6 separate regions of the Homo sapiens genome follow, and all the other regions are linked to region 2. The links are chromatin loops, found by intact Hi-C in ENCODE. Cell type or tissue: endothelial cell of umbilical vein. All regions are shown on one strand. Links, peaks and the distances in the headings refer to the core of each region. The heading gives the core; the rest is flanking DNA.

Region 1 (5,483 bases), core at 567-4,566, 1.7 Mb after region 2:
ACAACATGGTAAAACCCCGTCTCCACCAATAAAATACAAAAATTGGCCAAACATAGTGGTGCACACCTGTAGTTCCAGCTACTCGGGAGGCTGAGGCAGGAGAATACCTTGAACCCAGGAGGTGGAAGTTCCAGTGAGCCGAGATTGTGCCACTGTACTCCAGCCTGGGTGACAGAGAGAGACCTTGCCTCAAAAAAAATAAAAATAAAATAAAAAATAAATATATATATATACACACACACACACACACACACACATATTTTGCAACTCATTCAATACCTATATCTTTCTACACAGAAGATATAGTCTCTATATATGTCCATATTATGTCAAATTTAGCAATGTATTAAATTTAGTAAAAATAAATTAATCACATCATTTAGAGAAAGGATTCCCATGACTGAAAATTCAGTGGTTCTTCTCAGGGCTAAGACTGGGATGAAGCGAGCAAGGTGCTTCTGCTGCAAAATTTGATAGGCTCTCCGTCCCTCCCTCCCTCTCGGGAGCTAGACCTGTACTGGCATGACCCCGAGAGGGAGCACATGAGGTACTTACATTTTGCATGTGGGATGCCTCACTCTGGTCAGACAAGTTCATTTCCTTCTGGGGTCCAGTCAATGCTGCCATGATCGGGCAAGGCTGGTTATTCTCACAGATGAGGCAAAGCCAACCATATGAGCCACCGGGAGCCGTCCTGTGGCCTGAAGATACAGGGCTCTCCTGGGCAAGGACAGGCAGCACTCGTTTTTGTCACACTTGTGTTATTAAAACCTGTGATAGTAGCCTGGTTCAGTTATCCTAAATAGCACTGAACAGCTCTTGCCGCTGGAGTGAATCCAGCCTTCCTTATGGACTAGCGTCAGGTGAACGCCCTTCTGTCTTTTGCCCCTCCATTTTCCCTTCCGAAGTGCTGCAGTTTGTAAACGTGAAATCAGAGGTTGGGGGTTGGCAAATGGATCTGTCTGTGACTTACTGCTCCATACTTGTTGAATGGAATGCCTGAAATCAGCAAGAGGCTAGCTCTGCAGAAGATGGGTTTTGAGAGAAAGCATGGTTCTTTTTTCACTCGCTATTCCAACTTTGTTTTTGCCAATGGGAACAGGTTCGTGTCGCATGAAACGTGTTTGGCTTTCTCAGGAGCTCCTCAACCTCCAGGAGACGTGAAAAACACTTCTAGCCAACAACGCAGAAGTGCTAGTCACTGAATGCACATTGTTGCAGGCCTGTTGTTGCTCAATGAGATTAGTCTCTAACTGATGCACACGGGTCTTATTGAAAAGGCTATTCTGTAATTGTTGCCATTAGTGAGGCTACCATTAGGCAGTTGCCTAAAACTTCCTGGAGGGACTCACTGGAGGCTCCAGCAGCCACGGTTCACTCATGTAGAACAGCAGGAGCTGCGCTAATTTCCACTCTCCCATCCATTAGGGGAGAGAAGCAGCTCATTAGAGGTCCTCCCCTCTCAACTCCAATTACCCTGGGATAATGACAAAACATGGAGCACAGTAGAAACTCTGAGAGCTCCACAGCCATTCCTCTCATTCATGATCTCTGTTGATTACATCCACAGAAATAAACTCCAGACCCCCAAATCTTCGCACAGCCAAGCTTGTCGACATAATCAGCCATGTGAATGCCTGGTCACATTAATTTAAAGGCTGAGCGTTTTAATCTACATATGAGACTTTTAGGGGAAATGCTTAACATAATAGCATAGCCCAGAAAGTTGTTTTGTTTTGTTTTTTCCACGTCTTCTTCCTCTCACAAGGAAAGAAACTCTCACAGCAAGGTGAAGCAAAATCATTAGTCTCAAAAGTTTTAATATTATATTTCTAACCTTTGTAGAGAACTTAAATGCTAACCCAGATATCCCCTCCCAAAGTCATATTAGTTCAGCAGCAAAAAGATTGTGGGGGTGGGGGTACAGGGGGAAAGGCTGGGTGAGAGAAAGAGAATTATTTCCCAGAAAAGCATAAAATTGCAAGAATCTCAAAAAATTGCATCTCCCTTTGCCACTGTATCATACCACCAGGCATAACGGGGCCCTGGGCCGCAGGGCCTGTGACTTTCACACACTTTTGTTCAATGCCATTAAAATTTCAGTTCTGCTTTTATGCTCTCTTATCTGCTTAGTTGATTATTTATGTTGCAATTCACACTAAGTTCAAAAGCCACCACTTTTTGATTTTCAGATGTCTTCATCCTCACTGGTGTCCACCTCATCCCCAGGCCTATCTCTGGGACAGGCAGCCCTTTTCTTATTTCTGGATGGGATCTGAGAAACTGTCATGATACTTGTCTGAACTTGTTAGTGGTAATGTCTCCATAGTGCTGCAATAAGCAAATGTATCATTCAATTGTCTCACTATTTTAAGTGAAGCAACCAGTTGCTTTCTGTGTTATGTAAATATTCTTTCAAATATGCAGAAGCATATTTTGGAGGGGGCTATTTTACTGACATCTTTTTCATGGGCACTAATGAACGAGATATTTTTACAGATAATCTAAATAGCATAGAGCTCATGTATTATAAGGATACTGTTAAAAAGAAACAGTGCTAACCACATATCCCAAAGTCCTGACGGAAAAAAACTGTAACTGTTTGGAATGTAATAAAACTGTCCAAATTTTACATGAAGTCAGCTCTGCAAACAGCAAAACATAAGTCACTCTTCTGTTTATTCTGTGCCAGTAATAAACATAAATTGTTGCTTCCAGATAGAAAATAAAAACAAAGAATAGAGGCGCCCTCTTGTGGAGAGAACCAACACTACCACTTCAAAATTGCTAGCTTTCTCCAATTCAGACCATGTCCCAAATCATATGTTCATTTTTAAAGGAACTCGCCTTCCTAATTATTGCTCAAGTGAATAGTTGTGCTACTAAGCAAGGGATTCGTAGTTTCATTTGCTCTGCAATCAGAGGCCTTGCCTCCCAAATTCTAGTTCTTGGGTTAACTCAGCTGACGCACCTGTGAGTTACCATAACCCCATGACCTCGCCAAGGGCCCATATACATAGTGCCTCCTTTGCTGGAACTTCCCTCAATGCCTGGGGCCAGCCTGGCTAGGGCTGTGACTCTTAAGGGTCTCACTTCAGGTTCTGCCCCTCTGGGGACATACTGACCCTTGTTACTACATGTCTGATGAACTGGTCTTTCTCTGTATTGTACGTTAATTTTATCTTCATTATTTGAAAAAGAAAACCTGTTATCAATAAATCTTGCAGTCATTGTCCTAAGAGCAATAATTGTGCTGTTCTTATGTTTCGAGAACAAGCTAGAGCAAGCAGTGTTTCATAGCATTTATTATGGTTTTCCAAAATTGCTGAGCTTTTTCTGTCTCTCCTCAGATGACAAGCACTGGAAAGGCAGAGACCCTTACCTCCTTTGACTTCACACCGTCAGGGCCTTTCATGGTTTCTAGTATACAGTGGGTGCTTAATAACTAGGTGTTGCACAAATAAATCCCATTTCCACATCCAAATTTGGTTTGCTGAAAGCAGCAGCCAAGACAGCCACATAGGTAGTAACGCGCACAAGGGAGCGGCAATGCAAAGAGGAACTGTGGCTGAGGTGCCCGGAAGCTCCGCTTTGCAAACCGGGGACTGCAGGGGAGAGAGGACGGAAAGGCCGTGGCGGCCGAACTTCCGAGGCTGAAGTATGACACATCCACCTCACTCTGCCGCACCCACACTTCAGTGGGATCAGGCTCCCTTGGAGGGTTTGTTAAATGCAGGGTGCTGGGCTCCACCCCAGAGGCTGTGAGTCAGTGGCTCTGGCGTGAAGCCCAGAATATGCATCTCTACCAAGTTTCCAGGTGATGCTGTTGGTCTGCAGAGCACACTTTGAAAACCACTGAGGTAAAGCAGTGCTTGATTCACACTCCGACTGCAAATAAGGAACACCTGGAGACTTCTGAAAATGTGGGTCGGCCACACCACGTCCAAGACAACTGAAATCCCTATGGGGGAGACTCAGGTGGCAGTCATCTTCAACTCCACCCCCACCCCACCTGGCAGAAGACTATAGACAGAAAGTCTTGGCCAAAGTCCAGGGCTTTGTGTATATGTTATTAGTTTCATGGAAAGAAACATACAATAACACGTCACTTTACTGCGAAGATTTCCCCTACATTATCTCATTTGCACCTCAGACAATCCTGGGGGGAAAAGAAAGCAAAAAATGTAGCTCAATTTTAAAGAAAAAGAATTGAAGTAATAAATGGCAGCCCTTGGACTTAAGCCAGATGATTTCTTTTAAAATACCACCTTTAGAGTTAAGTAAACTTGGAATAGAGGTCAGGGTCCAGCTAGGGAACCAGAAGCCTCTTGGAGAATTTAATAAACAGCTTGGCTACAGAGGGGATGGAAGAGCTGAGCAAAGCAATTCAGGGATTAGCAACACCAGGAAACTGCCACCAACCTGAAGAAAGCGCGAGAGGGGTGAGTGGCCTTCACAGTCACCTGGTGCAGCAGGACCCCGATGGGCCTAGCAAAGCCATGGAAGAGAGAGAATGAAAGGGAGAGATTCACTGGCTTCTCCCTTCCTGCCAAGCTCCAACCAGTGTCTCCTATTAACCCAGCCAATGCAGAAGCCACCTGACCTGGAGCTTGGGAAATGCAGCCGGGCAGGCTCAGCAGAACTGTGAGGGTCCTAGCACAATCAGGCCCAAAGCTGGCCACATGGACTTGAATCTCAGGTCTGCCCAAGTAAATTGGGTAACCTCGGACAAGTTACCTGACCTCTCAGAAATGGAATTCTTCAATCCATAAAATGGAATTCTTCAATCCATAAAATGGAGATTATATCTAGATTCAATAATTGACCCTAGCATGTCGCTGGCCCTGAGCAGGTGCCCTATAAATATTAGTTTCCCTCTCTTCTCCCTGCTCCTCTGCTATCAAAGCTGTTGGTCTTCTCTCTATCCCACAATTAAGAAACCACTGGAAATGATGAGTCCACACTTCAGCGATCTCTATGCTACTTCCACAATGAGAGTTGAGACTTTCCCATGGGGCATGGCGGATATTGCTGCCTAACCGTGGATGTCATCAAACCCCAGAGCTGCTGTTGCTGTCACAGGAGAGCTAGAACAGGACTACAGAAAGGTAGCTACCATAAGCTATAATAAGACAGCGTCTGCTAGGGTGCTTATGATGGGGCAATGGTCAATTGAAAAACCTTCTTACAACACAGCCCAGAGAAGCGATGCCTCTGGTGAATAAATTGACACAGAAGTGTGAGGTACAGACTGGCCCCCAAAATATTGTTACCAGGCCATCAGGTTGGTGACCACAAGCTACGGAGCCAATCTCCCAAAGTCTTCCAACAGAATACCCAGGAGGTAAAACGTTTCCCAAAGACATTTTCAGGCACATGTAGGGCATTTATTTTTAAATCACTGTTTATCATCAATAAAAGCAGTAGACTCACCTTCTTGTCACTTTCCCATTTAAAGAAACTGGATGCACATTTTACAAGAA
Region 2 (4,000 bases), core at 1-4,000:
AATTGAGCTTTTTCCTTTTTTTTTTTCTAACAAACAGGGTTCCAATATCAGTATTGAGCACTGTGTGCTGTAAGCCTCATTGTGACTTTGGCTTGTGTCAGTGAGGTTTTAGCAGCTCCTCCCCTGCTGCCTGCTGTTTCACTTTCTTTGGTTTTAGTTTTGATTTTAGTTATCTGCTGTCAACTTTGGTCTGGATAATATTAAATGGAAAATTCCAGAAATAATTTATACATTTTAAATGGCACCCCTTTCTGACTAGCGTGATGGAATCTTGAGCCGTCCAGCCCAGGACATGAATCATCCCTGTGTCCAGCATCTCCAGCTGTCTACGCTCCCAGCCCGTGAGTCACTGAGGAGCCATCTCCACGGTGAGATCCACTGTTAAGTTATTGTGGTACTTGTGTTCAAGTCACCGTTAATTTTAATTAATAATGGCTCCAAAGCACAAGAGCATTGATGCTAGCATATTGTCATAATCACTTCATTTTATTGTGAGTTATTGTTCTTAATCTCTCACTGAGCCTTATTTATAAGTTAAACTTTAGCAGAGGTGTGTATGCACAGGAAAACAGATAGTGTATACAGGGTTCTGTACTCTCTGTGGTTTTAGGCTTCCAGTAGGGGTCTTGGAACAAATCCCCTGTCAATAAAGGGGGACAACTGTATTTCTAGACTTGAAGTCCCAGATTTTATCTTTATTGTAGTTGACTTTGAAAAAAACACTCTTATTTTTCATCTTTCATTTTCATTTAAACTGGAAATGCAGCTTAAACGCAGCACTCTGGGCAGTGAAAGGTGACAGTGGTTGTTAGTGGGTGACTCCTAGTGACAGCCATCCCTAGGAAATGGCAAAATGGACATTCTCTGTAAACTGTGAACGTCTGTAGTGTTTTTTTTTTCCGACTTGAAAATAACAAGTCACTAAATCACTTGATAGCATAAATGCCAGTTAAAGAAAGCTGTCTGGATCTAATACAGAATAATTTTAGACTTTCTTGGCCCTTCTTTCAATGCTAAATTGTCTTTTGCTTTCCTTGTACATTTGCTACTCTATGACCTTCACAATGTTTTCCTACAAACTACTAGAAATTTAATACTGATAGCTTTACAGACATGGTACTCAGGAATATCATCAGGACATACAGTAGGAGGCTGATCTGTGAATGAACTCACCATTCCATCACTACTATGAAAAAGAATATCCATTTGAGAAAGCGCCTCAATTTTCCCAGCGTGAGCTTGAATATGCACACCCCTTGGGGCATCCATGCTTAGACTCCGAGTGGGGGATTCTAATCTGAGATGAGGAAAAGAAGCACAAAAAAAAAAAAAAAAAGTATTAAAAATAGCCACTCCAGCAATCCCTCAACTTAGCATGGGAAATATAACTAGTAAGATATGTAAGTCTTCAAGTCATTCTCAAATGGTAACATATTGTGCATTATTCATTGATAAATCTAGAAATAATGTGAAGTAAGATATAAACTTTGTATCAATGAAAGCCTATGAGATTAGTATCCTCTAAAAGCCGATAAAAACATTAGGCAGTCCTAATCCCATGCAGCAGTTTCCGATGGCATAGTTAAGTACTCTGGCATACTATTTCAGAAGAAAATGCCATTTATGAATTACTATACAAAATTATTTTCGTTATGTTGCCCAGGCTAGAGTGCAGTGGCTCTTCACAGTTGTGATCGTGGCACACTGCAAAATCGAACTCCCGGCTCAAGAGGTCCTCCTGGCTTGGCCTCTCAACCAGCTGTGGCAGGCTTGTTTTTTAGTTAAAACACCAATTTATTTAAGAAAAAAAGATAGATTTAAGGACAACACATGCATTTTCCACATGTTCATAAGACAGAATATAAGTTTGGTCTTTTCTTTATTATTATTTAAAAACATTACAGGGCAAATGGAAAGATTTCTTTTGGAAAAAATACTAAACTGATAGAACCGAAAGGAGGGAGGTTGGCCTCAGCTGGCTTTTGGTTTTGTAAAATTTATCAGACTTTCCTTGTGGTTAAGCCAAATATAGAAAGAGAACCAAAAATATAAGAGCCAGAGGAATTCTCTTACTTGCCTCTGCCTGGAAAAGGCTGTATTTCCACCAGATGGCACAATGTGATCATTTGAAACACTTTTCAGCTGCTCAGCCCCAAAGTTTGAAATGCTGATTTCAAGGAAACGCTTAAAGGGCAGTAGGAAGCAGAACAAACAGAAAAAGATACCTAATTCGGAAATCCTACCCATTGTAGGCTAGGGTTTCATGGGAGGAGAGGGGCAGGGAGCAGAGAGAAAGGGAAGTGGCTTAAGAGAGAAGTACCCTGATAATGAATCTGCACTTAAATTGACTGAACATTTATTTAACAGACTTTTTACATCTGATGAAATTGCTCCCTTGAATTGGCAAGTTTTTTTTAATCTATGACTATTTGTTATAGAAGACAAAGTTTCATTTTCTGAGCATGTGAAGTTTGACCTGCCCCACATTTTGAAGTCTTACCTTGAGTATGAGAAAACGCTTAGAGACATTTATGGAATTTATTGGTCAAGTTAGGCTGGGGAACACTTTGGTACAGCTCCATGTGCATGGTCTGGCTGCCTGCCCAGTTTGCTTTTTGTCTTTTTTTTTTTTTTGAGACGGAGTCTTGCTCTGTCACCCAGGCTAGAGAATACAGTGGTGTGGTCTTGGCTCACTGCAACCACAACCTCCTGGCTTCAGGCGATTCTCCTGCCTCAGCCTCCCAAGTACCTAGGTTTACAGGCACCCGCCACCGTGTCCAGCTAATTTTTGTATTTTTAGTAGAGACGGGATTTCACCATCTTGGCCAGGCTGGTCTCGAACTCCTGACCTCGGGATCCACCCGCCTTGGCCTCCCAAAGTGCTGGGATTACAGGCGTGAGCCACCACGCCTGGCCCCAGTTTGCTATTTTGACCTTGGATAATTGTCTACATTTTTCTTGCGTGGAGGAGTGGAAGGAAGGAAGAACACAGAAGCACCTTTGAAGCCTGGTCAATTTCAGGCAAACTATCTGTGACCTTGAAGATCCTTGTGAAAGTGGGTGTTTCCAAGATCAGTCATTAAACGACAACAAAATGACTTCAACCTGATCATTTACTAGTTTTTAACCATGTTATAATGGGACGCTGCTAAGAAGAGCAAACTTCTTACCCTTTGCATTATTTCTAGACTTGGAGATGAGAAATTTCAGTTCAACCCAGATTGAGACACATTTTACCAAAAGGCTGAGATAAGATTGCTCTGAAGTATACATTTCCATTAACACATTGAACAGTACTCAGATACAAAATAACTTGTTTTCTGTCTTTGTTATATTTTAGTTTACCCTCTTTTCTGAATAGGTAAATACATAAATATTATGACTTCAATGAAAAGTAAAAGAGTTTTGAACAGTGTCACAGAAATATATCCAAATGCTTATGTGTGTGTGTAATATTAAATATATATTATATATAAATATGTATATTTCTATATTAAATATTTAGGTCCCATCATGGCAGTTTTCTTCTTAGGACATAAGACACTGGACATAAGGCACTAACTTTGCTTTCAGAATTTGATTCACTCTCTTCTCATTAGTTCAATTAAAGATGTATACAAAAGACTTGGAAGTTGACTTTGAGAGATCTCACAGTTGATTGGTGTATTAGTCAGGGTTCCCTAGAGGGACATAACTAGTAGGATATAACTAGTAGGACATAACTAGTAGTTATAGTAGGACATAACTAGTAGGAAGGGGAGTTTATTAAGTATTAACTTACATGATCACAAGGTCCCACAATAGGCTGTCTGAAAGCTTAAGGAGCAAAGAGAGCCAGTCCGAGTCTCAAAACTGAAGAACTTGGAGTCCAATGTTCGAGGGCAGGAAGCATCCAGCATGACAAAAAGATGTAGGCTGGGAGCCTTTTCACATTTTTCTGCCTGCATTATATTTGCTGGCCACTGATTAGATGGTGCCCACCCAATTAAGGGTGGGTCTG
Region 3 (5,474 bases), core at 1-4,000, 160 kb after region 2:
TGTGTACTTTTGGAATAGAATTGTGCAATCTCTTCTTTACAGCTTCTTTACAGTCTGTTCATATCAAAGGAAGAAAAGCATGGGAAGACCCATATTACATTGAAAAATGTAAATACGATTCCATTGCTTTATTAGCACCAATTTACCTGTGTTAAGGAACAGCCAGGAGTATTAGTACATGAATAGTACGGATATACATGGAGCGCCAGCATTACAAAATCCGCCTGTACAATATTATCACTGGATGAGTAGATGTTTCACAGATCAACTGGCTGGTGCCGTGCTAACATTCAGAAACATCAGAATACTCGGTAATGATGTAAGAACAAGCAACTTGCTAACGCTGATGTAACCAAGTGACAGCATGCAAATATGTAAATATTAATTAGTGGTACTTAATGGAGGTAATGAGTATAAGGGTGGTGAGGATCATCAAGTTATTATGTAATCCCATTGAAGACGACAGAGCCCCGCTGCTGCGCTTCAGTTCCCCTCTAAAACCCCCAAGTAACCCCTACGCAACTTTGCACTTGGTGCAGACACTCCGCTTACTCAGTGTTACAGACTCCCCAGCAAGCAACCCAGGGCAAAGTTTTTGGCAAAATCATTTGCAGAGAACCAATTCACTCTGATTCTCTCACACCACACACACGCACACAGGAAGTTATTAAGTCTCATTGCAGAATGAGGATCAGTTAGTGAAGTCTTTGGGCAAAGAAAAGCCAACTGTCTAAATTACATTTTACTCTTGTCCCTGAGCCCCCACAAGGGGGCAGGGGAAGGAAAGTGCTGTCTGGGGCAGAGAAGGCGAGGAGAAAGAGGGCACGGGTGGTGATGGAGTCCTAGGAGGAAGGCTGGAACCGGCATAGGGACGTCTAACAACAGAGGGGTTAGTTTAGGAGGTTGGAGGAGAAGGAAGGGACCCAGGAATTGGGGGAACTGAAGGCGAAGTGGCGGGCCGTGGCTATTCTCTTTACCTGCTGTACTTCTTGGAGTCCCGGGGCGCAAACAGCCGCTGCATTTCCCTTCATTCCCGACGGGATGACACCACAGTCTTCTCCCCAGACAGCGCGGGCCTCTGCTCCGTCCTTCCTCAGCGACCGCAGCGACGACTCTGCTCCAGGGCGGGGGAGCAGCTTCCCAAGCCGCGGGCGCCCACTTCCCCGCCCGGACTCCGGGCGGTGCTGGCCGGGGCGCGCGGGGAGGCGGGGACCAGGGACCCCCCAGGAACTAGCCTGGGCTGCTGCACCGCTGCCAGGGCCGTCCTGCGCCTAGCCGAGCCCAGGGCGCCGCCGGCTGGACGCCCGTCAACTCCCACTGCGCCCGGCCCCCGAGCGCGCCCGGCTGGATCCGGCGCGCCCCTCCGCCCCAGGCGCCGCCAAGTCCCAGCACTATGCGCCCCTCCAGATGTCCGAAAGCGCCTCTCCAGGGCAGCCTATGTCCCTCTGTGTCCTTCCCGCGACGGGCCGGGCCCACCACTCCACACCTCCCGGGTCCTTCCATGTCCATCACCGTGTGCCTCTCCAGCATCCCCCCTCCCCTCCAAGTTCCAACATAGCACTCCTTCACATATTCCCCGCGTCGCTTCAGAGGTTCCTCCAGCCACTGCCCCGCCCCTCCACTTTTCCAGTTTCTCCAGTTCTATCGAGGCGCGCCCCTCCAGCACGTCCCCACCCCTCCACTCCCTCCCCGCGTCCCTGCACTCCCTCCCCGCACCCCTGCACTCCCACTCCGAGCCCCTCTGTGACCAAACACCGCGCCTTTCCAAGCGCTCCTCCTTCGCGCCGCCCCAAGATTCCCCTCCATACCCTGCACTCCTTCCGCACCCACCCACGCACCCCTGCGCGCCTCCACCCGGCGGCCTCTCCACCCTCAGACTCGCCCCCGCGATCCAGCGCGCGGGGCACTGGGCAGGGACATTTCTCGCTCCCACGCGAGTCCTTCGCTGCAGACGCTGGGTGCCTTCTTTCCAACCCAACTACTCCTGCTGAACGCATCTTGGGCTTGGAGCGCGGGACCACAATCTTTACACTTCTGGCCCTCGTCCTTTACTGTCAGAAAGGGTCAGCACCTGAGGAGATTTAGATAGTCCCTCTGGAGGGAGTGGTTCCATTTGCGAGCCTTTAAAAGTCTTGCCACCCAGCCTGTCCCCCGCAAACCCCTTGGGTTTATCACAGTTTACTCACTCTCGCGCAATGCTAGTTCTCCATCCGCCGCTAGGAGGCACCCCGAAGGGTTTGCTGTGGTGAAAACAATGCTGCATGCAGTTTATGCTGCACTTTAGTTAGCTCTTGGAGGCGAGCTGGGAAATAGTGACTGCTGATCCATGGACAAAGAAGCCGCTTTTTACTATGTTCTATTTTCAAGGCCTGAAGAAGTTCTCTGTAGCACATAGTAGTCTGGAGTTGGTTCCTGCCGGTGGGTTCGTGGTCTCAGGAATAAAGCCGGGACCTTCGCGGTGAGTGTCACAGCGCTTTTAGATGGCACGGACCAAAGAGTTGGCGGTACCAAGGTTTATTGTGAAGACCAAAACAACAAACGTTTCACACTGTGAAAGGAGACTCCAGCCAGCATGGGGGGCAACTTTTATTCCCTTATTGTCTCTCCCTCCCCTGCCCCGCCCCCATGTTGCTTTTCTGTCCTACCAGAGTGCCCTTTTTTCAATCCTCCCCATGATTGGCTACTTTTAGAATCCTACTGATTGATGCGTTTTACAGAGCGCCAATTGGTGTGTTTTACAGAGCGCTGCTTGGTGTGTTTTACAGAGGGCTGATTGGTGTGTTTTACAATCCTCTTGTAAGAGAGGAAAGTTCCTCAAGTCCCCACTTCACCCAGGAAGTCCAGCTGGGCTCACCTCTCAATACAGTTTTCTAATTAGTGCTTGTGTATTTAACTCACTTATTTATTCGTTGACATTCTCCGTACACATGCATCACGGGGGAGCATCTTGGTTTTACCAGCTTTGTGTGAATGGTATGGGTATCTGAAGATGTTTGGTGAGTGTGCTAAGGAGGTAAACTTTCAAATATATTCCCGAAAGGATCATGCTGGTGTATTTTATGATTTTTTACAGTAAAAATCTGGTACCATATTTGGGACCAAGTAGAAACATAAAGATGTTGGACCGTTTTAAAATGTTTTTAATGTAACAGAATGGATAACTGCAAGGCAGAAATGTTTACAACTTCTAGATTACACTTTTTAAAAGCAAACTTTTGCAAAGGTAGAAATTGAAACGAGAAAAGCCAATTTTCCAGAAGTGTCCAGTGCAATACTTCTCTAATTACTTCTCTCTCTTATAGTTGATAGACAGTGATAATCATTTTCTAAAAATATCCCCCTCAAGGAGCAAAGGATAAACAAGATGGATATAGAGATATATTATTAAGGGTATATTAATAATTTCCTACATATTTCACAGGCAGCAAATGACAGATATTGTGAATTATTACTCTAAAAATGTCCGTACTAATCAGTAAAGGCTGCAGTTTAATATTTCTGCCAAAGAATTCAAAAGTTATTAATGTGTTTTAATTGCCAAAACTAATCTGATCTCAGAGCCAGAACTTCTCCTTTGTTGGCTTAGAAATAAATTATTAGCAACAGTTTGTGCTGGTGATGACGATCGCAGTGGGGATCTAGAGAACTTATGAGTCCCGTGATAAAAAGCTAAATATATCCGAAGTGGTGTATGAAAACAACCAGGGGTGTGGGCAAGGGATACCATCTCCAGACTGGACCGAACATCTTACCAGTAATAAGAATTTTGAGCAACTCAATACATGTATGTTTATTTATAAGTTATATGCGTTTATGAATTTATTGTATATTTTCTGTGAATGCCAATATATTGTTTATATTGTAAAACAGAAAGATAAATTTTAAAAGGATATATGAAAGTACATATAAATAAGAAAAGCAAGGAGGCTGAGGCAGGAGAATCGCTTGAACCCGGGAGGTGGAAGTTGCAGTGAGGCGAGATGGTGCAACTGCACTTCAGCCTGCGCAATGGAGGGAGACTCCATCTCAGGGGAAAAAAAAAAAATCAAAGAAAAGCACTGGAATGGTGACATGCAGATCTCTCTGTAGATCCTCTCCCCGATGAAACAACTCTACCTGATCGAACTATTTTTATTTTATTTTGAAATTTATTTTTAGCTGTAATGAACTTTATTTTTTAAAATTCTGATGATGTAATTGTTTTTTTTTTTTTTTTTTTTTGAGACGGAGTCTCACTCTGTCGCCCAGGCTGGAGTGCAGTGGCGCGATCTTGGCTCACTGCAAGCTCTGCCTCCTGGGTTCACGCCATTCTCCTGCCGCAGCCTCTGATGATGTAATTTTTAAATTTCAATAGTTATGTGGATGAATTGTAGAGTGGTGAAGTCAGAGGTTTTAGTGCACCCATCACCGAGCCGTATACATTGTACACAATATGTAGTTTTTTATCCCTTGCCCATTTTCTGGCTTCTGAGTCTCCAATGTCCATTCTACCACTCTGCATGCCTTTGTGCACCCATAGCTTAGCTCCCACTTATGAGTGAGAATATACGGTATTTGCTTTTTCATTCCTGAGTGATTTCACTTAAAATAATGGCCTCCAGCTCCATCCAAGTTGCTGCAAAAGACATTTTATTCTTTTTTGTGGATGAGTAGTATTCCATGGCATATATGTACCACATTTTCTTTATCCACTCATCAGTTGATGGGTACTTATGTTAGTTCCATATCTTTGCAATTGTGAATTGTGCTGCAATAAGCATATGCGTGCAAGTGTCTCTTTGATATGGTGACTTCTTTTCCTTTGGAGTAGATACCTAGTAATGGGATTGCTGGATTGAATGGTAGATCTACTTTTAGTTCTTTGAGAAATCACCATACTGTTTTCCAAAGAGGTTACAATAATTTACATTCCCACCAGCAGTGTATAAGCGTTCCCTTTTCACTACATCCACACCAACATCTGTTGCTTTTTGAGTTTTAATAATACCTACGCTGGCTGTGGTAAGGTGGTATTTCATTGTGGTTGTAATTTGCAATTCCCTGATGATTAGTGATGTTGAGCATTTTTTCGTGTTTTTGGCCATTTGTACATTTTTCTTTTGAGAAATGTCTATTCATGTCATTTTCCCACTTTTACATGGGTTTTTTTTTTTTTTTTTTTAGACGGCATTCTCGCTCTTTCGCCCAGGCTGGAGTGCAGTGGCGCTATTTCGGCTCACTGCAAGCTCCGCCTCCCGGGTTCACGCCATTCTCCAGCCTCAGCCTCACGAGTAGCTGGGACTACAGGCGCCCGCCACCGCCCCCAGCTAATTTTTTGTATTTTTAGTAGAGACGGGGTTTCACCGTGTTAGCCGGGATGATCTCGATCTCCTGACCTCGTGATCTGCCTGCCTCGGCCTCCCAAAGTGCTGGGATTACAGGCGTGAGCCACCGCACCTGGCCTTTTTTTTCCTTTTTGATTAGTTTCAGTTCCT
Region 4 (5,483 bases), core at 612-4,611, 300 kb after region 2:
CATAGAATGTGAAAAGAAGAGATCCTGAGGAATATCACCGTTAAGAGAGAAAAGGTGTCCAGAATGGCTACGAGAAAACTTAAGAGGACGTGACATTTTAGAAGCAGAGGAAAGAGAGCATTTCAGAAAAAAAGATAGATTACATGAATAAGTACAAAATATATATTTTTCGCTTTACATAAAGACACACTGAGTGACATTTTTGAAAACAATTTTAGATGAGTGAGGACTAAAGACAGATTGTGCGTGTGTGCGTATGTGTGTGCATGTTTGTGGTGTGTGCATGTGTGGTGTGTGTGTGCATGTGGTGCGTGTGTGTGGTGTGCATGTGTGCATGTGTGTGGTGTGCGTGTTTATGTGTGTGGTGTGTGCGTGTGTGGTGTGTGCATGTGTGTGGTGTGTGTGTAGATGTGTGTGTGCCTGTTTATGCATGTATGTGTGTGTGTGTGCGTTCATATTGGTGTGAATATTAGTGAGGCTGTTAAAGTGAAGATAGTGAGTAGCAGCATCTCCTGCATACACTGCCCTGGGAGGAAGCTTATATTCCTTCCCCCAGATTAATTTTTTTAAAAAAGAAGGAAGTGGAAAGAGAAAACCAATCAATGGCTTTGCACAATCTATATAAAGGAAACCCTGTGTAAATGTGCTAAGTATGAAAAAAAAATCTCATGTTTTAGAAGATACTGAGAATAGTAATAATATATGAGGTCACTTTTATAGGTAGGAAAAGAAGGTCTGTGGAAGAGTAACGAAATAATAAAAGAGAGAGAGAGGAAAGGCGGACACTGATGAGATGGAATGAAGGCATTGGACCTCAGGTCACCTGACAACGAACCCAAGGAAAACAGGCTGGGAACAAAAGAACCATTTTACAATCAACATCTCCTTGAATAATTTACTTAAACCATATAAATAATAGAAAAAAACTATTAAAAATGATTCTTGGTGGATTAGGAGGAAAGAAATGGGGCACTGCGTTGTAATTATATCTCTCTGCTCTTGCAACAGATGTTCAATAGGAAGCCCCAAATGCTTGTTGCTAGTTGTTATGCGTGCCTCAGAGCAGAACAGCTTGTCTGAGCTCTGGGCCCAGAATACTGCAATGTGAAAATAGGCCACAGGCATGAAATTCATTGTGATTATTGTGAACAGACACTGCTAACAGTACCCTGGGGCTTGTGGCTTAGGTAACTTTTCTATTTCCAGCGTAGGAATAAATTACTCTGTATGTCATTTTGCATAATCAAAATGCAATACCGTACGAATTGTCAATAGACATACAGCACAAAAGCGTTTTAGGATATATGAATATGTCAGGAGCATATGTTTTCCACGGATTCATGTGAAATTGCTAAGGTGAAGACGGCTAATGTTTATTAACTGGTTAGTTTTTGAAGTTTTAGAGGCAATATTGACGAGGATTCATGCAAACAAAATCAAAACCTGTTGTATACTACTATTCTGTGTTGATAACCTTCCTATTATGACATTTGTTTTAACTAAATAAAAGTACTATTTTATTTTATTTATTTATTTTTTTTGAGACGGAGTCTCGCTCTGTCGTCCAGCCTGGAGTGCAATGGCGCTATCTCGGCTCACTGCAAGCTCCGCCTCCCGGGTTCACGCCATTCTCCTGCCTCAGCCTCCCGAGTAGGTGGGACCACAGGCACCCGCCACCATACCGGGCTAATTTTTTTGTATTTTTAGTAGAGACGGGGTTTCACTGTGTTAGCCAGGATGGTCTCGATCTCCTGACCTCGTGATCCACCCGCCTCGAGCTTCCAAAGTGCTGGGATTGCGGCGTGAGGCACCGCGCGTGGCCCCAAAAGTACTATTTTAGAAAGGGAAAAAGATTGATTTGGAAAACAATGTAAGAGGAAGGTAAATTTTAAAATAATCATTCAAAGAGGAGCCCTTAATGGAAGACTATGAAAAAATTAGAATAGGGAAAATCAACAAAGTAAAAAGAATCCCTTTTGTATGTCTAAACACATCCCCAAAACATAATGTGTTTAAAACAAATATGTTCAGCGAGATCATAAATTAATAAACTATGGGAAAGATTGCTATACAACTATTATTATCAGCTTAATAAAGAACTAAATTTTGACCTGTTTAAAGGAATGTACTACCAATATGCTATTAAAATTTGTAAAAATGATCTCTTAAAGAGAATTTCTTTCATTGGATAAACTAAAAACTATAGTATAATTTTCATAGCCAGTGTTACACAGAAAGGATTTACTTCTCATACCACTTCACAGGAAAAAGTCCTAGCACTATTTGGCTTCAAAGGAATAGTCAGTATGTCTACTAGATACAGAAAAAAAGATAATTTCCATTGATTTATGAAATTACTCAGGAGATGAAACTTACTTTGTCAGCAAAACCTCGGCTTGCTATGATGATCACATTTGGAGAGTAATTTTTACCTTTGTTAAGCATACTATCATTAATTGTCTTATTTTATCATAAAATTCTATGATATTAAAATTCTCTATCACCAAACTGCTATGGTTTATCTGTTGCCTCCAAAACTCATCTGGAAATTTATTCCCCCACGTGGCAGAAGTGAAAGGTAGGGCGTTTGAAAGGTGATTGGGTCGTGAGGGCAGAGCCCTCAGAAGGGGATTAATCCATTCATGGATTTATGGGTTAATGGGTTAATGGATTAGTGGGTTGTCACAGGAGTGGGACTGGTGGCTTTATAAGAGGAAGAGAGTATACAGTGCGGTTTGTCACACTGCCACTAGATGGCAGTGATGATGAACATGGACCTCACATTTACACAAGCTCTACAACCACCTGAGCTTTTAGTTCTTTTTATTTACTATGATGCTGTTGTCACCATGGCACTGACATTAGAAATATATTTTCCTTTCAGTAAGTTAGTAGCTTTACTGAGCCCTTATTATGTACTAGACAATGAGATATGCCAGAATCACCATTTTATAGATGAGAAAATGGAAATCCAGGAAAATAAACTGAAAAGTCAAAAGTCAATAAGGCAAAAAATGAATTTAAGTTCAAAACAAAGTCTGCTTGATTCTAAACCAACTCCCTTATCTACTGAATACTTGAAATAGGATAGTGTCTGATACCTCTTAGAATTGTCACAAAGCCTTGGAACTACAGAGAAAAAATGAAAATAGTTTTTTGAATGAATTGTAATTCTATTGCTTGACTTTCTTTGGAACCAAAAACCAATATCTTTTATAGTTCTCTAGATTTTTTTAATCTTTGGGACTTACTTTTAGGGCTTGGTGAGTATATCTTTTGTAATGATTAATAGAGCCATATAAAATTCGTTAATAGACTCAAATACTTACAAGCGTAAACATTACAAATTAGCATATGAGGGGTTATACATTTTTAAGTAAAATTTTTAATGGGTATAATAAGATACCCAAAATGATCACAGGATTTATCTTCTAATATTTTAATACAAAATTTTTAATTTCTTAAAATGAGAATTATAAAAGCAAGATACAGAATCTAATTTCCTTTGGGATTAAATCTTGCAAAATAATCTAATTTTGCTTTAGGCCTCAATTATCCATTGATTAGATTTTCCCATGCTATTATTTTCCTATTGGTATTCAATTTATTAATAAAAATTGGATTGTTCTTAAATATAAAATGAACCTTGATGAGATTATATATTTATATAATGAAATAATAAAGGCACCATAAATGTGATTAATGCAATAAAATGTATTCTTTAGAGGTGTGTCCAGTGGCAACATATGCTCTTTCAGAGGCGTATCTGTTGTTTATTATATATTACCCTTTCAGATAACCTTCATGAATTATTAAATCTTTTTTTCAAATTTGTAAATTAATGCTGCAGTTCACCTAAGTCACTAAGACCGCATTTCCCAAATGCAGAAAGATAGAGGAAAAGAGAGGGTATCTTGGAAGTTTATGTTTTCATTTAATAATTTATTATAAACATAAGTCCTTCTCATTACATAGTTTTAACACATTATTTTCAATGGATTATTTAATTTTAATATCAAAATTTATAAACAAATATCAAAAAATGTTAAACACAAGTTCTGTTTGGACATGAAGTTGTCCTTCCCCACTGTATTATAAACAACGGGAATCATCCTTACTGGCTGGATAGAAATGTAACTCTTTATATGTCTCTCCAGGATATATGCTGTTTCAGGAACCATACCAATACACATACCCTAAATAGTGTATAAAAGCACTTGTCACTCTAATAGCTTAATTTTGCCCATTATCTAAATACATATGGACTGTACTTGTGTACACCTACATCTCGCCAATTTGGGAAAAAAAACTCACCAGCTACAATGAAATAACAGAGACCAGATTTCAACTTCTACCTTGAACAAGTGGAAAACTGGGCAAAATGCATAAAACAGTAGATTTCAGATGTTGGCCAACATTGCTAAGAGATGGCAAATAAACGCGGCAAGGCTTAGAAGTGCCGTGTGCTTCCTGGAGAGTTTCTGGTCTGCAGCACAGGAGGGATCCAAAGAGAGCCCAGTGAGCTCACTGACTTGGGGAAACTGAGTTCAGAACAAGGGGAGCCACAGTGGCCAGAATTTGCAGGACAAAATGCTGGAAAGGGAAAGAGGTCTGGAGATTTGTAGAGGGATCTCCTCTGGTCTTTGGTTTAGCACTGAATGAGCATGGGTGGGTGGAAACTACTGAGAGTCTGGAAAGAGCCATCAGAAAGGAGCAGCCAAACAATCCCCACAGCTCACACTGTGTGTGATAAGTGTGTGCAATTACACCATGTGTGTTATACAGTGTGTGCAATTGTGATACAGTGTGTGTGCAATCACACTGTGTGATACAGTGTGTGCAGTTACAGTGTGTGTGATACAGGGTGTAATTACACTGTGTGATATGGTGTGTGTGCAATTAGAGTGTGTGATACAGTGTGTAATCACACCGTGTGTGATGCAGCGTGTGCAATTACACAGTGTGATATGGCATGTGCAATTATACTGTGTGATTTTGTGTAATCACAGTTTGTAATGGAGTGTGTACAATTACACCGTGTGTGTGATACTGTGTGCAATTCACAGTGTGTGGAATTACACAGTGTGTGATACAATGTGTGTAATTATACTGTGTGTAATAGTGTAACAGTCAGAGTTTAAGGTTATCTCTCTTGTTCCCTGAACATTGCTGTTATCCTGTTCTTTTTTCAAGGTGCCTAGATTTCATATTGCTCAAACACATGTGCTCTACAAACAATTTGTGCAGTTGACGCAACCATCACAGGGTCTTGTTTCGACAGACATCCTCCTCAGCTTACAAAGATGACAGGATTAAGAGATTAAAGTAAAGACAGGCATAGGAAATCACAAAGGTATTGACTGGGGAAGTGATGAGTGTCCATGAAATCCTCACAATTTATGTTCAGAGATTGCAGTAAAGACAGGCATAAGAAATTATAAAAGTATTAATTTGGGGAACTAATATATGTCCATGAAATCCTC
Region 5 (5,483 bases), core at 695-4,694, 110 kb before region 2:
TTCTCCTGCCTCAGCCTCTCGAGTGGCTGGGATTACAAGTGACTGCTACCACGTCCGGCTAATTTTTGTATTTTTAGTAGAGACGGAGTTTCACCATGTTGCCCAGGCTGGTCCTGAACTCCTGATCTCCAGTGATCTGCCCACTTCAGCCTCCCAAAGTGCTGGGATTACAGGCGTGAGCCCAGCCAATATTATATTAAATGTTTATGCTAAGTGACCATCCAGAGACAATCCTGATTACAAAGAACAGATCTATGTTCATTTTACTGTCATATTCCTGAGAGTCCCTGCTAAGAATAGTAATAAAAAGTACCCAAGATTTTAATGTATTTGGAGGAAGATATACTGGGTTTTGGAACCTGGCTCCACATCATACTAGTTCTGACACTTAACCTCTTGCAGCCTCAGCTTCCTCCTTCTTAAATGGGATTCATGATAGGTTAAAAATCCCTACCTCGGGCCTGGCACGGTGGCTCACGCCTGTAATCCCAGCACTTTGGGAGGGCCAGGTGGGCAGATCACGAGGTCAGGAGATCGAGACCATCCTGGCTAACACGGTGAAACCCCGTCTCTACTAAAAATACAAAAAAATTAGCCGGGCATGGTGGCGGGCGCCTGTAGTCCCAGTTACTCAGGAGGCTGAGGCAGGAGAATGGCGTGAACCCGGGAGGCGGAGCTTGCAGTGAGCCGATATCGCACCACTGCACTCCAGCCCGGGTGACAGAGCGAGACTCCGTCTCAAAAAAAAAAAAAAAAAAAAAAAAAAAAAAAAAAATCCCTACCTCAACGACTGAATCACAGTTTAGTGAGCCTCTGCCATGGTTGTACATGGTCAATCCTCCCCAAAGAATTAGTTTTTAAAGAAATAATTGAATATTATTTTTCCTTCAAAAAGTCAATATTATTAGATAATATCAATTAAGATATTATGTATTCTGAAATGACACTTAAACATCAAATATATTTTAGTCATATAATCTATTTTTAAAATTTCATTTAGCAGCTTTGAGATATTCACATACCATACAATTCACTCATATGTGATATTATTTTTATGTAAAATTTTATCTTTGAGAATAATTGAGCTTTTGAAGGCAAACCTAAGACTCTGGGAGATTCTATTTCGGTGCCAGCCTTCTAGTCTCCTGCCTCCACAATTAGCTCTGCCAGTTGACAAGCTAGAATCTGAGGCCAGATAAACTACATACAAAATATGTGTAGTTTTATTATCTGTAAATTGGCTAAAGAGACTAAATTATTCACTCTTTATTGAATACTTTCTGTATCCATAAACCTAAGTAGGAGAGTCAAAGGTGAATAAGATATTCTTGAGCAACTTTCAGCAAAGTAGATGAGAAAGATTTGTATGACACAGAAGGGATTTGGAGCACTGGGGGAATAATTTATATATTTTTCTTATTATTGAAATACAGTATTTTTTCTGTTGTACATTTTACATCGAAATCTTTATTACACACACACAAAAGATCAGTAGCACTCTCCTTTACCTTCACCTTTTGTGCTCTAGAAACTATTTTACGTACATATTTAATTTCAGGATTATATTTAAGGTCTGGTACTGGCTGTGGTGACCCCCGACCTTTCCTGCAGCACACTATGCCAACACAGGTCTTTCATTAATGTCATCCAAAATGCTTGCTGTGCCTTACCTTTAAAGGTCTATTGATTTATAGCGTGAATTCATCCGACTTTTCCATTTTGCAAATATTCTATTTTTAAACCAATTTAGTCTTTGCTGACTCATATTTTCTCCTGAAGTTAGGAGAGTGAGATGATTACTTCGCTGATAATTCCCATGGAGGCGTTCTGTGGGCCTGAAGTCTGTCTGCATTTGGCTCCTTGTTTTTGTAATGATAGCGGCTTTCAAGGGTCAGCTTTCACCATATTCCAGAGGATTTGGCCATGTATGAATTTGGTTGAACCAAAAGGATGAATTTTTCATTCCCATCTTCAGATGAACATGGACCCCATTTCTTAGGAGATCACCAAGGGCAATTCTGCCTCTATTCCTTTCTCAAAGAGCGTTTCTAGGGAAACTCAAGCTGTTCTGCCAGGTGCAGCTGCAGAGGCGTGTCTGTGAACACGGCAGCACTGAAAACTATGAAAAGCGAAGGAATCCTTCAGGGAAGAGGGGCTTTACTAGTCCCAAAGACACTCTTAAACAAACAGACAAGACAGCATATCAGAGGAGATAGAGTATTCGTGTGGTTCCTGATTGTATTTTAACCTCATTCCTGCAGGAGAGGCCTTTCTTGTCCCGTCCTCGTCCTCGGGGACCAGCCAGGTGTTGCTGTCCTAGTTTCTGGGAAGCAGCTTTATCCCCCCTTCTCTCCGGTGCAATTCACTTTGTCACCTCAGGAACTTCTTCACTTCCCACACTCTTCTCCTGCCTCCCTCTGCCAAAAGGCTCTACCTCTGCCAAAGGGCGGCGTTTAGCTCAGGGAACAGCTCCCATTATTTATACAATAGTTATGATTTAAGTCCCCAGTCTCCTGGCTGTTCCTGTTTGAAACTGTGTAACTCAAAGAACTTTTCCCATCAGTGAGTAAGTGCAGCTGGCATGTTTATCTTCCTACTCCTTAAATGAGATCATATGTACAGTAGTGCCAAGTTTTCCTACTGTGGGTCAAGCCCATATGCCAAAATAGGATATTTTTGCTGGGAAGGCCAAGAGGTCACTGCGTGGCACATCTGCTTGCTAGCTGTGGGCAGTGGCTTGAGGTTCCAAGCTGGGGAGGAGGGGAGCCCCTGTCCCTAACAGCTGCTGGACAGCACTGATTGTTTTGACCCCTGAAGCATGAGAGGAGGTCATGAATCAGTGGGCAGAGAGTATCATGAACACATTTCATGTCACTTCATGTGTTAAAAAATATTAGATCAGCAAAAGTAGTAGCATCTAATATTTGCAAAAACCGTCTGCAGTTGACTAAATGCTGTTAGAACACAGCTCAGTTTGGTGTTGCGGTGATACAGTTCATGGATAAGGCAAGCTGGCCCTGTTTAGGGATGAGGAAAGTTGGGCACAGCGAGATTATGCGATTCTCAAGCCATGGTGAGGAGAAGACCGAAGAATGTTCTCTTCCATCAGGTGGTGCTACTCCCCAAATGGTAGGGTAGAAGCAGCGTTCCTCTTCTGAAAAGAAAGAGAAGGAGGAAGAAGGAAATGAGGTTTGAGGGGGTGAAAGGAAAATATCTTAGGCCCCCAAAATCACTAAGGAAAACTCAACCCAGGAACTGCTTAGGGCAAACCTGCCTCCCATTCTATTCAAAGTCACTCCTCTGCTCTCTGAGATAGATGCATATCTGATTTGCCTCCGTTGGAAAGGCTAATCAGAAACTCAGAAGAATGCAACCACTTGTGTATCACCTGTCTGACTCACTTCCAGTCTTCTTGCTTTTGCTTCAAGTTGTCCCCCCTTTCCAGACCAAACCAATGTACTTCTTTTTTTTTTTTTTTTTTGAGACGGAGTCTCACTCTGTCACCCAGGCTGGAGTGCAATGGCATCATCTCAGCTCACTGCAACCTCCACCTCCCGAGTTCAAGCAATTCTTCCATCTCAGCCTCCCGAGTAGCTGGGATTACAGGCACCCACCATCATGCCGGGCTAAATTTTGTATTTTCGTAGAGACGGGGTTTCACCATGTTGGCCAGGCTGGTCTTGAACTCCTGACCTCAGGTGATCTGCCCGCCTTGGCTTCCCAAAGTGCTGGGATTACAGGCGTGGGCCACTGCACCTGGCCTGTACTTCTTACATATACTAACTGATGTCTCATGTCTCCCTGAATGTATAAAACCAAGCTGTGCCCTGACCACCTTGGGCAAATGTCATCAGGACTTCCTGAGGCTGTGTAAGGGGTGCGTCCTCAACCTTGACAAAATAAACTTTATAAATTAACTGAGACCTGTCTCAGATTTTCTGGGCTCACTGAAGTCCTATACTTGTGTCAGGCACTCAGTCGTGGGGAATAAGTAAGAGCTGGGAGCCACCGGGATTTAAACGAAGTATGGGCTGTTGCTGGACTCTTCTGGACACCAGTTTCCTTCTCTGTATAATGAAATTCACAATTCCCTACCAAATCACTAGGCTGTTATGAGACTGAAATAAGATCATCCCTATGAAATCACTTTAACAAATCTAAAATACCATGCCCCTGCAAGGTAATCTTATTGTATTGCATTTTAATTTTACTACCAGTATCATTCCAATTGTATAAAAATTTTGTATATACTAATATTCTCTGCCTTGTCACACAGACCCCCGGCGGCCATGCTCTAGCTCATAGGCACGAGCCCACTCCCGCAGGGAGTCAGGCGGGGTGGAGCTTCGGGGCCCCAAGTCCAGCACCCACCTGAGATCTTCACACCCTGAGCAGAGCAGTCGGGGCAACTTAACTGGGCACCAAGTGGGCAAAAATGGCGCCTTCCCCACCACATGTGCAGAAGGGTGAATTCCTGGATGTTGAGGGGTGGGGGCACAGAAACTCCCTGCCCGCTCTCCCCAGGAAGAGGGCAGGGCCCATGGGGACAAGGATTCCCACCTCTTCCCCACCACCATGGACATAAGGCCTTAGTGGACACCAAGGCCCCAGCACGACATCAGGCCCCAAACGACACTGGACTCTAGGTGGACACTGGACATCAGACACCAGGTTGATGCCAGGCCCTAGTCAAGTGGACTCCAGTCCCTGCATAAACATCAGGTCCCAGTTTGGCACATAGGCCCCAGGTGGACACCAGGCCCCTGGTGGATGCCCAGGTTAATACCAGGCCCCAGGTGGACACAAGGTCCCAGGTACATTCAGGTCCCGGGTGGAAACCAGGCCCCAGATGGACATCGGGCATCTGTATGTCAGGTCCCAGGTGGACACATAGGCCCCAAGTGGATGTCTAGTCCCCAGGTAAATACCAGGGCCAAGGTGAACAGGAGGCCCCAGGTGGACACCCTGACCCCAGAGGACCATCCAGCTCGAGGTGGACGTCAGGCCCCAAGTGGACACCAGTGTCCAGATGGACATCAGGCCCCAGGTAGACACTCGACTTGAGGTGTACACCAAGCACCAGGCTCACGCCCAGGCCCCCGATGGATACAATGAAACAACAGGTTCCATTCAGTGATATAATAAAGCACATCCCAAAGCTCCTTCACCCATATCTTCATGATAATTAACTGAGCTGGATAGTCACATGTTCATATATAGGCCTAATAACCTCAGAAATGTAATTGTTTAGATTCTACAAAACCTGTGTTTGGACTTGTTTAATGGAAACTCAGGTTCCATTCAGTGATTTAAAACAGCACATCACAAAGCTTCTTTGTACATAGCTTGGTTTTCGTTATTAGTACTGGACGTTCATATGTTGATATATAGGCCTGATAGCCCCTGAAATGTCATATCTGAGATTCTACAAAACATGTGTTTGGAACTTGCTTCATGGAAACACAGGTTCCATTCATTTATAT
Region 6 (5,483 bases), core at 699-4,698, 520 kb after region 2:
TCATTGTTGTGTTAATTTACAATTCCCTAATAACACATGATGTTGAGCATCTTTTCATGGGTTTATGCCTGTTTGCCATCAGTCTATCTTCTTTGGGGAGGTGTCTGTTCAGATCTTTTTCCCATTGCACTTACTTTTTTAGTCACCTTTTCTTGGACATTCTTCTCTTTTGATGAAAATTGTGTTTGTCGAGATTGACCTTCCTGTTTCCCAGAATCTTGCTTACTTTCAGTTTTGAAATTTGTGTAATTTTTCTCGGTGTGATTTTGTTCTTTCTGGAATACATCCTTCAGAAGTTCATTTCATGACATGTCCTCATGACATTTTTTGCAGTTTGTCTGAAAACTATTTATTTCTCTGTTGTTCTTCAATGAGAGTTTAACTGAATACAAATCTCTGGATTTATAGCAGTTCCTTTTAGAACTTGGAAGATGTTATTCTGGTATTTTCTAGCTTATCGTTTTTAGTAGCCATTTTTATAGGTAATTTGGAGTTTAATTTTTGAGGGGAGGGATTTTACAGTTCTAAAATTCGTCTGAAATGGGAGATGTTTGAACATTTATTTCTCTTGGTATTTGTTTTGTTTTTGAAGCTGAGGATTCATTTATTCCATTTAATTTGGAAAACTCTTAGTCATTATATCTTGAAATATTGCTGTACTCCTGTTTCTCAGTTCTTTTATATTAAAGGTTCTGTAAACCATATCCTGGACCTTATTTTGTACTTCATGTGTCTTAACCTCTCCTCCATGTTTTCCATCTCTATCTATGCTGTGCATTACGGTTAGTTTCTTCTACATGTTGTTCAGCTCCTTGTTTCGATCTTCAACAGTGTCTAATTAAGATGCCCACTGTTTACCGAGTTTTAAATTTCAATGGTGATATATTTTACATTGAGATGTTAATTTTGTTTCTTTATAAAATTCTTTATAAAATTTTGCTAATTTTTAATAGCATTTTTCCTTTTCATTTTCCAATTCCAGGTTTTAATCCTTAAATATCTCCTTCTTGAAGTTCAAACAAAAATGTAAACCTCTCACACTGCAACTCCATTGCACTTTCTGTGTATTAAACTTCTCTCTGTTCATTATTGTTGAATCAATTTATGCCCAACAAAATAGGGGCTATAATGTGTTTGTCTCAAAAATAATAACTCAAATACTAATAAAAGCAAGATTCTCCCTGATGCTGGTCATTGATTCTTTCCACAAACATTTGTAGAGATCTACTACATGCCTGGCAGTAAGCTGTGTGAGAATATGAAGTAACCAAGCTCCTTATCCTTAAAGAGCTTAGAGTTAACAAAGGGGAAGTTGTAGAAGTAAAGGCAATAATAAACCAGTTGTGTCAGGAGAATATAGATCTGGCTTTCTTGTTAATTGACTAGCCAAGATAATTATCCCAGATGTATAGTGTTTGTAATATTTTATATATACAAATAAAGGGCTACGAGAACAGAAACCTACATATTTATACTTGCTCAACTGTGGCAGGCATAATGAAAGTGGCTCGTCTCACACCCAGTACAAAGCATATTTCAAAATATGTTGAGCCTAGCAAAGATATAGAGCAAAAACTCCATTTATCGTCTGGGGAGGGGGGAAATCCTGTTTAAATGTTTTTTGTTTTTGTTATTGTTTTTGTTTTTTAACTGAGTGCATGTAAAATATCCCTTTACTTCAAGCACATAAAAATTGTCAAAAAGGAATCACGTTTGATTCCATTCCAATAGATATAAAAGTGCATTTTAAAATAGTATTTATTCAAGATAAAACTGTTAGAATATTTGGAAGGGAAGGGAATTTTCTTAACCTGCTAAATGGTACGCATAATAAACAATAGCAAACGTTACACACCATGATGAAATAGAAACAACGCTTTAACGTCAAGAACACAAGAGAAAGCTTTCTGTTTTCACCTCATTGATTCAACCTTGTAGCTGAGGTGTTTTAATGCCTGCAAAGGCATTACAAACACAGACAGGAGCATCAGGTTTGGAAAGCAATTTCATGCCAAAGTTTTAACTCCAGAGGAAACCTATACACTGTGACATGTAAAAGAATGTTCTTTGCAGTGCAATTTATCATATTGAGCAAATGGAATCAACTTCACTGTCCTGTTCAAAGAGATGTATTACTACTATACTGTTGTTAAAAAAGAACTAGAACTACAAATATAAATAGATAAAACTTCAAAACCTACCATTAAGTGAATACCACAAATTGCAAGAGAATATATATACATACACACACATATATCTGCCAATGTGTATCTCAATAGAATGATGCCATATGTGTTGTAGACATTTCAACTGATAAAATAATGGTTCATAGTGATTATGAATTATACATATTTACATAAGAAACAAAACTAATACTCAGAAGTCAGTAGTTACTTCTGAGAATGGAGAGATGGGATAGTATCTGTGTATTTGTGAAGATTATTTCTTTAATTTAGAAAAATATATAAAGTAATATCGTAAACTTGGGTACACAAGTATTTGTTATTATTTCTGTACTTTTTAGTACATTTTAAGTATTTCATAATTTAAAAATATATATATTTTTGAGACGGAGTCTCAGCCTGTTGCCCAGGCTGGAGTGCAATGGCACGATCTCGGCTCACTGCAACCTCGGCCTCCCCGGTTCAAGTGATTCTCCTGCTTCAGCCTCCCAAGTAGCTGGGATTACAGGTGCGCGCCACCATGCCCAGCTATTTTTTTTTATCTTTAGTAGAGACGGGGTTTCACCATGTTGGCCAGGCTAGTCTTGAACTCCTGACCTCATGATCCGCTCGCCTCGGCCTCCCAAAGTGCTGTGATTTCAGGCTTGAGCCACTGCACCCAGCCAGTAAAAAATAATTTTTAAAAATGTCATATTACCACATGATGGCGCCATAATCCCATTAATATAGCTATAAGGCCTTAGCCATCAGAAAAAATATTCATTACATCCCATTGATTTATAAAGAAGACAACGAAAAGTCTACAGTTCCCTACTCATGGGTGCTAATGTGGGCCTGCCTGCCTCTGTGTGTGTGTGTGTGTGTGCACGCGCATATGTGAGAGGGGCAAGGCAGAGTTTCTCTCTTGCACTTTACTAAAAGCAGCTAAAAGAAACCATTCTGAGGCTGGGCATGGTGGCTCACACCTGTAATCCCAGCACTTTGGGAGGCCGAGACAGGTGGATCACTTGAGATCAGGAGTTCAAGACCAGCCTGGCCAACATGGTGAAACCCCGTCTCTACCAAAAATATAAAAAATTAGCCAGGTGTGGTGGCCTGCGCCTGTAATCCCAGTTACTCAGGAAGCTGAGGCAGGAGAATCGCTTGAATCCATGAGGCAAAGGTTGCAGTAAGTGGAGATTGTACCACTGCACTCCAGCCTGGGGCAACAGAGCGAGACTCTGTCCCAAAAAAAAAAAAAAAAAAAAAAAAGAAGAATAACTGTCTCCTTAGAATTGGAAAGAAACCCAGTTTGCAATAAGGTAGAATCTCAGTAACAATAAAGTCAAAAGCTTATTAATTTAAAAATCTGCTAAATTTAAATTCAGATTATTTGGATAGAAAGTTGTTCTTTGCATTAATATAGATGGTTTGCTAGAGGCTTCCTTTCTGATCAGCAGAAATGGGACGATGTGGTTAACTTGGCTGTAGGTGGCTGCAACTAGATTTTGGATATGAAATTCAGCTCCTTTTATCTAGAAAATGGGTAAAACAACCCGTACCCACAAACTATTGTTTTGAGATGAATTTCTCTTTACATCCTCATCGATAAAGGACTCTTAACTGATGAAAGGTTAATTAACCTCCCTGTCACCTCTCCCTTTGAAGGAATAGACTATTGTCATATACCATAAGAATCGCATCCCATTCAGTATGATGCTGTCACCAACCATTTATAAAATGGCCAATTCCTATTAACTATGAAACTCTTACATATAAAAATGCTGAATTAAAAACAGGGTTCTACACTATTAACTATGCTTTTGGATAACTAATTAATAATATTTTGTTTTTTATCAGAACCTGCTTTGTGCTTGGTGGATGAAAGAGTGCAATATATTGTTTATTTATTTTAATTAAACAATATATATTGTTTTAAAAATATATTTATAATTTTTATCAAAGCTAAGATTGAGAAGAACAGACCTTTTTCTCTTGAATTACTAATAGGTATGAAAATGACAATATAGTTTTACTTCGTGGCAGAATATTAATATTTTTATGTATTGTGCATTTCGCTGCTATAGTAATGACATTAAATTAAAAAAAAAACAGTGAGAAATGTTACTCACACATATATTCCTTGGACCAGCTTAGTGGTCTTATCTCAAAAATATGCACAACATTTTTTCCCAAGTTGACATGTGATACAGTTTCAATAACATTTAGATAACAGTATTTAAGACATGCTGATAACACCATTAGTCTGGTGCAGGGCTTACCAGGGTGAGCTGCAGATTCTAAGGCTATAATGGGATGTTTGTTTGTTTAATTAGGTGGTTAGTGGCTTTATGAAAAAAAATTGAATTTGAAATTGTAAGTTAGAGCAGTATAGTTAGAAAAGGTGAGAATACAAATGCAATTGACGAATAATCCAATACTGATGGTAGAGAAAGAGGAGTACACTGAAATAAGAATCAGATAGGCTTTATGGATGGGAATTTGGCTACAGTCTAGAAGGATGAAATCTAAAAATGACTTGAGTTGTGGCCTTGTAAATACGGTTGTACAAATCATCATGGTTAACATCAAATCACAGTACTGTTTGAAGCTTAAAGATGACAGTTTTAGGATAAAGGGGAAGATAGTATCAATGCGGTATATATTCCAGTTGTGGGAATTTCGTATTTAAGAGGTCTATAGGAAAGGCTTAAAGATATGGCCAAAAATCCAAGGATTTACCTGTTAATGTCACACGAAGGCTCCTACCCTTGCCCAGATAAAAGCCCAGGAAGTTTCGTGATAAGAAGGGATGAGGTGAGGGAAGGGATTGGGCCACTCCTCCTCATCCTTCTGAGAAATATTTTCAATTCAACTCTTTTAGAAACTTTGAGCTGGAAATGATCTTGCAATCTAAGCACCATATGAGGAAATTGAGGACAATGATATTACTTCACTTATTTCAGGCAGGGCTGAAACCTAAAAACTTAAGAGCCATATATGGACAGACTAGGTTCTTTGAAGTGGCTGAGAGTTGCTGGTGTAATTTGAGTCTCGGGGCACTGGGGTGTGGGCCTGGATTGGTGAGTACACACGGAATGACCTGCCCATCCAGGAACCTCTGAGAATCAGGGAGCAAAGATCAAAGAAAAAGAAAAATGTCAGGACTTGGGAGAGGGTGTATTACTGAAGGTTAGAATATAACGTTTGCTTTGCACGGCATGGGGATTGTCCAGTTTCCTGGAGTCGGCACAACAAAGGACCGCAAACTGAGCCGCTAAAACAACAGAAATGTATTGACTCACTGTTCTGGAAGCCAGA

Evidence for each region. A loop is a pair of places that touch in the nucleus more often than their neighbours do. Peaks named below come from ENCODE experiments on the same cell type or tissue, not always from the same donor. Only the 100,000 strongest peaks of a DNase experiment are listed, where the experiment ranks them.
Region 1: a loop joins it to region 2, with 19 times the contacts of the local background. A loop is called at or near these places in 3 of 110 quality-filtered maps.
Region 3: it touches region 2 in a loop (9-fold over the local background); 8 of 110 quality-filtered maps call a loop at or near these places.
Region 4: a loop joins it to region 2, with 19 times the contacts of the local background. A loop is called at or near these places in 9 of 110 quality-filtered maps.
Region 5: it touches region 2 in a loop (4-fold over the local background); 7 of 110 quality-filtered maps call a loop at or near these places.
Region 6: a loop joins it to region 2, with 8 times the contacts of the local background. A loop is called at or near these places in 17 of 110 quality-filtered maps.

Annotation. Positions count from the first base shown.
Region 1 is chr13:21,635,698-21,641,180 of GRCh38, reverse strand. No RefSeq gene overlaps it. Among named protein-coding and RNA genes, the nearest start is that of FGF9, 33 kb to the left of the region's middle. RefSeq lists an enhancer at 2,072-2,191. In endothelial cell of umbilical vein, for the core only: a CTCF peak has its summit at 2,787 (motif pointing left); no DNase peak of the experiment used is centred there.
Region 2 is chr13:23,317,934-23,321,933 of GRCh38, reverse strand. SGCG (sarcoglycan gamma) reads right to left here. Exons shown (of 8, transcript NM_000231.3): 7 at 1,174-1,297. It overlaps LOC107984585 (a long non-coding RNA gene), which reads left to right. Exons shown (of 2, transcript XR_001749787.2): 1 at 1-368. Among named protein-coding and RNA genes, the nearest start is that of SACS-AS1, 99 kb to the left of the region's middle. RefSeq lists enhancers at 195-284, 295-484. In endothelial cell of umbilical vein, for the core only: a CTCF peak has its summit at 2,112 (motif pointing right); DNase peaks (open chromatin) are centred at 333 and 2,163; H3K27ac peaks cover 2,917 bases.
Region 3 is chr13:23,156,150-23,161,623 of GRCh38, reverse strand. It overlaps LOC124903134 (a long non-coding RNA gene), which reads left to right and starts at 1,948. Exons shown (of 2, transcript XR_007063719.1): 1 at 1,948-2,458. It also overlaps a transcript of SGCG not described here. In endothelial cell of umbilical vein, for the core only: a CTCF peak has its summit at 2,196 (motif pointing right); no DNase peak of the experiment used is centred there.
Region 4 is chr13:23,017,711-23,023,193 of GRCh38, reverse strand. No RefSeq gene overlaps it. Among named protein-coding and RNA genes, the nearest start is that of LINC00621, 100 kb to the right of the region's middle. In endothelial cell of umbilical vein, for the core only: a CTCF peak has its summit at 2,745 (motif pointing right); a DNase peak (open chromatin) is centred at 2,773.
Region 5 is chr13:23,424,638-23,430,120 of GRCh38, reverse strand. All of the region lies in intron 1 of SACS (sacsin molecular chaperone), which reads left to right. SACS-AS1 (SACS antisense RNA 1) reads right to left here. Exons shown (of 2, transcript NR_103450.1): 2 at 1,252-3,154. Among named protein-coding and RNA genes, the nearest start is that of SACS, 6.3 kb to the left of the region's middle. In endothelial cell of umbilical vein, for the core only: no CTCF peak of the experiment used is centred there; DNase peaks (open chromatin) are centred at 1,850 and 2,610; H3K27ac peaks cover 2,584 bases.
Region 6 is chr13:22,793,690-22,799,172 of GRCh38, reverse strand. No RefSeq gene overlaps it. Among named protein-coding and RNA genes, the nearest start is that of LINC00621, 120 kb to the left of the region's middle. In endothelial cell of umbilical vein, for the core only: a CTCF peak has its summit at 2,872 (motif pointing right); no DNase peak of the experiment used is centred there.